2 separate regions of the Homo sapiens genome follow, and region 1 is linked to region 2. A link is an interaction called in ENCODE POLR2A ChIA-PET data of the cell type or tissue named here. Cell type or tissue: A673. All regions are shown on one strand. Links, peaks and the distances in the headings refer to the core of each region. The heading gives the core; the rest is flanking DNA.

Region 1 (4,400 bases), core at 315-4,314, 240 kb after region 2:
TTTAAAAAAAGCTGAGAATGAGTGCAGCACACCAACATAGTACACGTATACATATGTAACAAACCTGCATGCTGTGCACATGTACCCTAGAACTTAAAGTATAATAAAAAATAAAAATTTAAAAAAACAAGAACAGCTACAATGAACAGTAATTGCCTCTCTAAAAAAAAAAAAAAAAAAAAGCTGAGAAAACAAGTACCATTAGAGTATGCTCACAAATCAACTATAGGTACTAAGATTACCCAGATGCTTGCAAACTCACAGATGTTAACTATTGTGTTAGCAGACAATAAATACTCCTTTCTTGTTCTAAAACTAACAAGACCCTTTTTTTTTTTTTTTTTTTTTTTTTTTGAGACGGAGTCTTGCTCTGTCTCCAGACTGGAGCACAGCGGTGCAATCTCAGCTCACTGCAACCTCTGCCTTCCGGGCTCAAGCAATTCCCCTGCCTCAGCCTCCCAAGTAGCTGGGACTACAGGCACGTGCCACCACGCCTGGCTAATTTTTTGTATTTTAGTAGAGACGGGGTTTCACCATGTTGGCCAGGAGGGTCTTCATCTCCTGACCTCGTGATCTGCCCGCCTCGGCCTCCCAAAGTGCTGGGATTACAGACATGAGCCACCGCACCCGGCCGACATTTTTTACATAAAAGATGATTTATGTAATGATTGAGATTTAGTACTTAACAACACTGACTGCTTTCAGTAAGTTGAGATCTTCTACTCAAGGAAAATGCATTCGCAGTATCAAAGTTTGCCTGAAATGGAATGACCTGAAAGCCAAAACCTAAAAAGAAACGTTTCAAAGAAATCTTAAGACAAATCTGTCTAAACATAAATAGATATGAAAGGGGAAAAAACTGTAAGCCAAACATTAAGATGTCTGCTTTTTATTTATGGACAGGAATATTTAGTAAAAGAACTTACTCTATCTTCACCTTCTGGCCATCTGGGGGACAAAGGATGTATAGTTGTCACTATAAAATGTTTTTTCAGCACTGAAGAAGAGGCTGCAGTGAATTACCCAGAGGTTTTCACAGTGTTTGCCATGAGAATAACAACACATACATGAGAGGTGACTGGCTGTGGTTAGTGGTACGATAGTCACAAAATGAAGGTCAAACCAAATGGCAGGCAGTAAGTCACTAGACTTAGCTACAATCAATCCTTGCTCTGTTCAGCAGCACTCAATCACCTTTTCCCAGACTACCATAATCTTGTCCTACCATTAAAACCAAAATTGCAGACACACACAATCATTTCTTGATTTTCTACTCCAAGGTAATTTAACCTCTGCTATGCCATTAGATTAGTAAAGAGAAATCTAAAAGATCAGCATCTCCAGCCCAATGAGCCATGTCTCAATTTTTGAAAACTTGGTGGAATTCCAATTAAAAAGAAAAATAACAGGGCTTCAACAAATCAACAGAGAAAGGAGCACTAATGTTTACCAATACTTATCATTGCCATAGGAACTCACACAAATAACATGTTTCAGATGTATTAATAAACATTAATACGTGTGATTAATGAACACAAAATAAGGTTTGACATCCATTACAAGCAAATAATGCAAACATTTTAAAAGGCAGCATTTTACACCTGTAAGAACACAGGTTCTTAGCAGCACATGCTGCCTCAACACCACCCTAAATGCCTCAAGTCACAGGAAAATAAATTACTACAACTTTTCACATACCAGGTCCCTTAGTTTTACCTACTGAAAAGATCAGCTACTTGCACAGGCCCTGCTGGCAGTTAACATGCATGACAACTGGCCAATTCTCTCTTTCCATCAATTCTGTTATAGCAGTCCCTTCCTGCACAGCTCCATTTCACTCCCCACTACTATGGTCATCTCCAGACTCTAGGTCCTACCTCTGGGCTGTCTACCAGTCACTTTAACCCTTCCTGCACACAGCTAACACTAATCTCCCTGCAAAAACTCCACTTTTCCTCATATTCTGTATTGCCCAGATGGTGGAACTTCTTAAAACAGGAAGAAAATTCAAGAGACAAATTTCAGTTTCTAAGGGGAAAAAAAAGCTTTTAAAATAAACACAAACCAATACTGGAAAGAGCTCCCCCTTGAGGTAGTGAGTGAGTCCTGTGTCACTTGATACATTCAAGCATATGGGACCTGAACCATGTAATGCCACATGGCATTCCAAGCCACCCTCTAAATATGCTCCAAACTATATTAAACCTCTCCTGCAGCCGGGTGCGGTGGCTCACGCCTGTAATCCTAACACTTTAGGAGGCCGAGGTGGGTGAATCACGAGGTCAGGAGTTTGAGACCAGCCTGGCCAATATGGTAAAACCCCACCTCTACTAAAAATACAAAAATTAGCCAGGTGTGGTGGCACATGCCTGTAGTCCCAGCTACTCAGGAGGCTGAGGCAGGAGAATTGCTTGAACCCAGGAGGCGAAGGTTGCAGCGAGCCAAGATACCACCACTGCATTCCGGCCTGGACGACAGAGCAAGACTCCAACTCAAAAAACAAAACAAAACAAAAACCTCTCCTGCCAGCAGTGCTCAACATGACTAGCACCCACCTCCAGCCAGGGACCTCACTGTTTCTCATGCCCATCTTGCACAGTCTATTTTTCTTACCTGGATGAGTTTCCTCCTGCTCCCTTTTTCTACCTTTCAAGATCCAGTGCAAGCTCAAATACCTTTAGTTAACTTTCCCAATCCCATGCTTATCCTCCCATTCCTCTGCCACTCATGCTATTAATTATTTTTCGTATTCATGTATCATTATAAGCTCTGGGGGGGGGGAAAAACAGGAAAAACAGCCTCCTATGTGCTAGAATACCATCTCCCCCTCAGGGACCACACACTATCAACCAGCCCATTCCTCACTCATATTTCCCTGACACAAGCTTCTTCCTAGGAAATCTACTGTTGCTCAGTGCACGAATAATCTATTTGGCCCCTTTACTGAGCAAATATGATTAGAAGCAGTGCAGGAATACAAAAAGGTGGATTTCAGTTTCTTTGGGTCTTCTCCCCCTTCACTGACCCAGAAATGCCCATGAGCTATAGGGAAGAAGCTACAGAAGTAGCAATAATACTGATCCTGGCCTTTGAGATCCAAGTATAAATTGTGGCTAATGGATTATAAAACACTGTTCTAGTAAGAAGCTGTTCCTCATCACTCCACTTCAAATTTAACATTAATGGGCCTCTGTTCATAATATCTCTCCTTTTTCAAAAAAGCTTCATTTAGGTCTTCTCATCTCTGTCCCCTGAAAGTCCCCTATCCGGCTTAAGAGGCTTCTTTTTCTGGTCAGAGCCCTATTCAAGGATTCATAAAATACATTTATGTACCACAAGGCAGCTGCTACTCTTTATCTACTGTTAAAATGTACATGTATGGGGAATGTCTGCTAATGAGTATGAGGTTTCTTTTGGGGGATGATAAAAATGTCCTGGAATTAGATCATGGTGATAGCTGTACAACTCTGAATACCCTAAAAAACACTGCATTGTATACTTTAAATGGGTGATTTTTATGGTATGTGAAATTATATCTCAATTTTTTAAAAAAAACATAAGATTCTCCACCCCTACCCATGCATTTACATTTGGCACTGGAAAGGAAAACACACTTTAAATTTCGAGAAAAAAGCATTTTCTCTTACTGTACTTCTCGGAGAATAATCAATTATCTTACTCAAACATTTAAGTGCCTATCACGGACCAGGTACTATCATAGATACAAACAGAATGGTCACCAGACCAGCACAGAACCTGCACTGCTGGAGCGTAGAGAGGAAAAGGCAACCAACTTAAATTACCACTGTGATAAGCGCTAAGACAAAAAAGAACAAAGGTAAGATTGATCTGATAAGGATGGGGGGATACGGGAGGTAAACAGGATCCTAAAATAAGAAAAGAGCACATCTAAGAGGCATATGTACACCTCTGCCTATATAAGGTAGCTACTCAAAAACGAAGCAGATTAGTAGTACAATTAAACTCTTAGATCACAGAGATTTGGAAGCCATGCAATTGGTGACTGGCTCCTATCCACCACATGTGGCTCACCTGACCATTTCATTAGCCTTGAAGTCAAATGATCCTGTTTTTATGTACGTGAATTTTTTTAACATCACTTACAGCATTATGGTGAAATTTTAGTATACTCACAAATGTGCATATTCATTATTTATGTAATCAGGGTCTAACACAAAAAGAAAGTTACACATCAAAAACTGTGTACATTCCAACTTTTGGTTATTATGATTGCACGGGAAGCAATGGACATGTACAAACCCAAAGATACAGAAGGTCTAATTTTTGGCTCAAAAGTATAATAAATAAACACATAAATAACTACCTTTTTGAAGACAGTAAGCTCATATCTTTAACAGCCTGGGAAAACCCTATATCAG
Region 2 (4,400 bases), core at 219-4,218:
GTGGCAGGATTACAGCTCAAGTGATCCTCCCACCTCAGCCTCCCGGGTAGCTGGGACTACAGGTGTGTGCCACCATGCCACACCAAAAAATACATTTTTTTTTTTGAGACAGAGTCTTGCTCTGTCGCCCACACGGGAGTACAGTGGTATGATCTTGGCTCACTGCAGCCTCCACCTCCCAGGTTCAAGTGATTCTCCTGCCCCAGCCTCCCAAGTTACAGGCATGTGTCACCATGCCTGGTCATTTTTGTATTTTTAGCAGAGAAGGGGTTTCATCTTCTCTCTAATTTCACCTTCTCTAGTTGGCCAGGCTGGTTTTGAACTCCTGGCCTCAGGTGATCCACCTGCCTTGACCTTCCAAAGTGCTGAGATTACAGGCGTGAGCCACTGCGCCTGGCCAAAAAATTCAAATAATTTTTGTGTTTTTTGTAGACACAGGGTTTTGCCATGTTGCCTAGGCTGTTCTCGAACTCCTGGCTCAAGCGATCCACCCACCTCAGCTTCCCAAAGTGCTGAGATTATAATCTAATTATAACCTAATCTCGTTAGAAAGAAGTATGATAATTAGCCAAGAGAGAAAAGATGCTTGCTCTGTGTCACAATTTTTTTGGAGTCAGAGTCTCACTCTATTGCTCAGGTTGAAGTGGTACGATCACAGCTCACTGCAGTCTCACCCTCCTGGACTCAAGTGATCCTCCCACCTCAGCCTGAGTAGTTAGGACTATGGGCACACATCACCATGCCTGGCTAAAATTTTTAGTTTTTACAGAAAACTAAAAACTTGGCTGGGTATGGTGGCCCACATCTGTAATCTCAGCACTTTGGGAGGCTGAGGTGGGTGGATCGCTTGAGCCAGGAGTTCAAGACCAGCCTGGGCAACATGGCGAAACCCCATGTCTACAAAAAACTAAAAATTTTAGCCAGGCGTGGTGACTTGTGCCTGTAGTCCTAACTACTCACGCTGGGGTGGAAGGATCACTTGAGTCCAGGAGGGTGAGACTGCAGCGAGCTGTGATTGTACCACTGCACTTCAACGTGAGCAATAGAGCGAGACCCTGACTCCAAAAAAATTATGACATAGAGCAAGCATCTTTTCTCTCTTGGCTAATTATCATACATCTTTCTAAGTATGGATGAGCCTCCAACATTTCACCCTTCGTACTTTCAATGTTGTGAAATTTCTCAGAGAGTTCCTGTAATGTGAAGTTTTTTGCCAGTGTCATTTCATCCTTTTTATCACTTTCCTAATTTGTGTCTGTAAGTTTGCCTTTGCTGAGTCCCTCTGTCTGCACATCTAGAGCTCATCAACAGTGGCAGTGTTAACATTCCCACAGTCAGCCATTTCTTCTATAACTCCATGTACATTCAATTCAAATTTCATTGCCAAAGTTACCACCTTTCATTTATTTGCTGCGCTTTCATCTTTGCTGGCCAGTTCTCTGTTTAAAAAAATAGAATTTAAAAAATATAAATACAGAGAGTCTCACTATATTGCCCAGACTGGTCTGGAACTCCTGAGCTCAAGTTGTCCACCTGCCTTGGCCTCCCAAACTTCTAGGATTACAGGCATGAACCACTGTGTATATAACATTTTTTAAATGCCAGAATTATAAACATGGAGAATAAATTAGTGACAACCAGGGCACAGGGATGTAAGAGAGTAGCATGGGAGGATAAAGTATAACTGTAAAGGAGTAGTACATAGTAGATTATGTGATCATGGTGGGACAGTTCTCTAGCATGATTGTTCTGGTAGTTACACAAGTCTACATCTCAGGTAAAATTACATAGAATGATACACATACACACATACATGTAAGTGAGTATATGTAAAAACTGGTGAAATCCAAACAAGGTGTTTAGTCTAGTTAACAGTATGGTACCTGTGTCCTTTTCTTGATTTTGACATTGTATCCTTATGTAATATCCTTATGTAAAATGTTAACATTGAGGGAAGCTGGATGAAGGGTACATGACACTCTCTGTACTATTTTTTGTTATTTCTTGGGAATTTATAATTATTTCAAAGTAAAAGTTTTGTTTTGTTTTGTTTTGTTTTGTTTTGTTTTGTTTTGTTTTGTTTTGTGATGGAGTCTCGCTCTGTCGCTTAGGCTGGAGTGCAGTGGCACGATCTCCGCTCACTGCAACCTCTGCCTTCTGGGTTCAAGCGATTCTCCTGCCTCAGCCTCCCGAGTAGCTGGGACTACAGGTGTGAGCCACCATGCCCGGCTAATTTTTGTATTTTTAGTAGAGATGGGGTTTCACCATATTGGTCAGGCTGGTCTTGAACTCCTGACCTCGTGATCTGCCTGCCTCGGCCTACCAAAGTGCTGGGATTACAGGTGTGAGCCACTGTGCCCGGCCAAAACCTTTTTTTTTTTTTGAGGCCTTCTTGAGAGCCAGGCACACATCGTTTTTGTGAGACAGATGTCACTAGTTTCTTATTGTGCTCACTTGCCTATCATCTCACAGTTCTAGAAAGTGACTCAGCCTTCCCAGACCTCTTTGCTTGGCTTTGGCAGCCATCCAGAGACCTCTAGCTGGGTGCAGGGAGAGTATCTCATATTATTTTAGCCCAGAGAATCAGGATGTGGCGCCCCATGGATGTGATTGCTCCGCTAGGAGCTTGGTCTTTTTTAAGAGAGGCTGATTCATTTCTTTGGTTGGTGTTTCTATGGAGTGCTTGTAACTGGGGAGAAAAACCCATAGGTAATAGATGAGCAATTTGGAGCTGACAGCTGTTCATCATCCGGCTTTTTATAAATATCTGTGCCTTTTAGTTTTTCTTGGAAGACAGATACATAAGCCACTGTGACTTTTCAGACTCTCTTTATAGGCACTATCTTCTCAAATTGGGAAGAAAACAGTGTCACATGTATAAAATATTTAATTAAAGTCTTTTATTCACCTCTAATGTAACTTCATTTTTAAAGTTTTTATATGTGAGTGGAGTGGGGAAGGATTCAGAGAAAATTGTTCGAGATTTGAGTATAGTACATATAGTAATTTAGCCATTTCAAACAGTTGAACAAATTGTACACCTGTGGTTAGATTGACAGTAATGACAGTGATTTAATTTTCATCAGCAAATTGCTCCTGCTGTGACAGCTCTTACCCATAGTTTTCTATGTCCAAGTTTCCCTAAAATGTTGTTGGATTGGGTAGGGCAAGGCCAAGATAGTCTATGATTGTGAGAAGTGGAGAAGTAGGGTGTGGGTTATTCTACCTTAGGTCTCAGCTGTTTCATATGTGGTTTGAGGTTGAAGATGAACTTGCATTACTTCCCCTTAACTCAGTGGTTGTGACAAAAAGCCTTTCTATTCTTCCTGAATATTGGAAATCGGACTTGAATAAGCGAATCTTGGAACATCTTGAGTGTGTTTTTAGAGCTGAGGCCTATATAGGCAGACTTTGAGGGCTGTCTTCTCTGGGCATCTTAGAAAGTATTAGTATTTTTGATAGCATAGATGAGAGAAGACTGTGAGTCTTGGAGCAGCAGTTTTTTGAGGATGGGCATCCATGGTAGACCACAGACATCTTGGGCAGATGTCTCCAACCAATTTAATCACCTCTTTGCTGCTCTCCTTAGGCAAGGCAGGCTGAGGTAAAGCGGCTCTTCCGCCCCATTGAGGAACTGAAGAAAGACTTTGATGAGCTGAATGTTGTCATTGAGACTGACATGCAGATCATGGTACGGCTGATCAACAAGTTCAATAGTTCCAGCTCCAGTTTGGAAGAGAAGATTGCTGCGCTCTTTGATCTTGAATATTATGTCCATCAGGTACTGTATTTCTTCGTCCATAAGTCAGACTTTTAACAGCTCCAAAAATAAATCCCCCTTCCCTAAGCCCTAAGAAAATAGCATCAACATCTTTACTTCTCTCCCAGAGCACAGACTATTTTTAATCTAGTCTTGTTATCTTTTGTAGTAAGATACAGTCTTAGAGGCCAGAGCCAACTTCTTTTTCTTTTTTTGTCTGAGTCAGAGTCTCACTCGGTCACCCAGCCTGGAGTGCAGTGGCGCGATCTCGGCTCACTGCAACCTCCACCTCCTGGGTTCAAGCTATTCTCCTGCCTCAGCCTTCCGAGCAACAGGGATTACAGGTGTGCACCACCACGCCCAGCTAATTTTTTGTATTTTTGATAGAGATAGGGTTTCACTATGTTGGCCAGGCTGGTCTTGAACTCCTAACCTCAAGTGATCCACCCACCTTGTCCTCCCAAAGTGCTGGGATTACAGGCTTGAGCCACCATGCCTGGCCAGCCAACCTCTTTTTCATGTGGAGTGGTACCTTCTTTAGTACCTCTGAGGGTACCACAGAGATAAAATAGACATAGTCCTAGTTATGCAGCTTATAGCCTGGAAGAGGAAGTAATTGAATAATGAACAATTGAACAAA

Evidence for each region. ChIA-PET counts read pairs that join two places held together with the same protein. Peaks named below come from ENCODE experiments on the same cell type or tissue, not always from the same donor. Only the 100,000 strongest peaks of a DNase experiment are listed, where the experiment ranks them.
Region 1: POLR2A ChIA-PET joins it to region 2 with 5 read pairs; 1 of 35 experiments calls an interaction of 5 or more read pairs at or near these places.

The regions. Positions count from the first base shown.
Region 1 is chr5:138,787,570-138,791,969 of GRCh38, reverse strand. All of the region lies in intron 3 of CTNNA1 (catenin alpha 1), which reads right to left. Among named protein-coding and RNA genes, the nearest start is that of CTNNA1-AS1, 36 kb to the right of the region's middle. RefSeq lists an enhancer at 1,879-2,048. In A673, for the core only: CTCF peaks have their summits at 1,891 and 2,091 (motif pointing left); a DNase peak (open chromatin) is centred at 2,099.
Region 2 is chr5:139,026,182-139,030,581 of GRCh38, reverse strand. SIL1 (SIL1 nucleotide exchange factor) reads left to right here. Exons shown (of 10, transcript NM_022464.5): 6 at 3,590-3,781. Among named protein-coding and RNA genes, the nearest start is that of LRRTM2, 150 kb to the right of the region's middle. In A673, for the core only: no CTCF peak of the experiment used is centred there; a DNase peak (open chromatin) is centred at 2,531.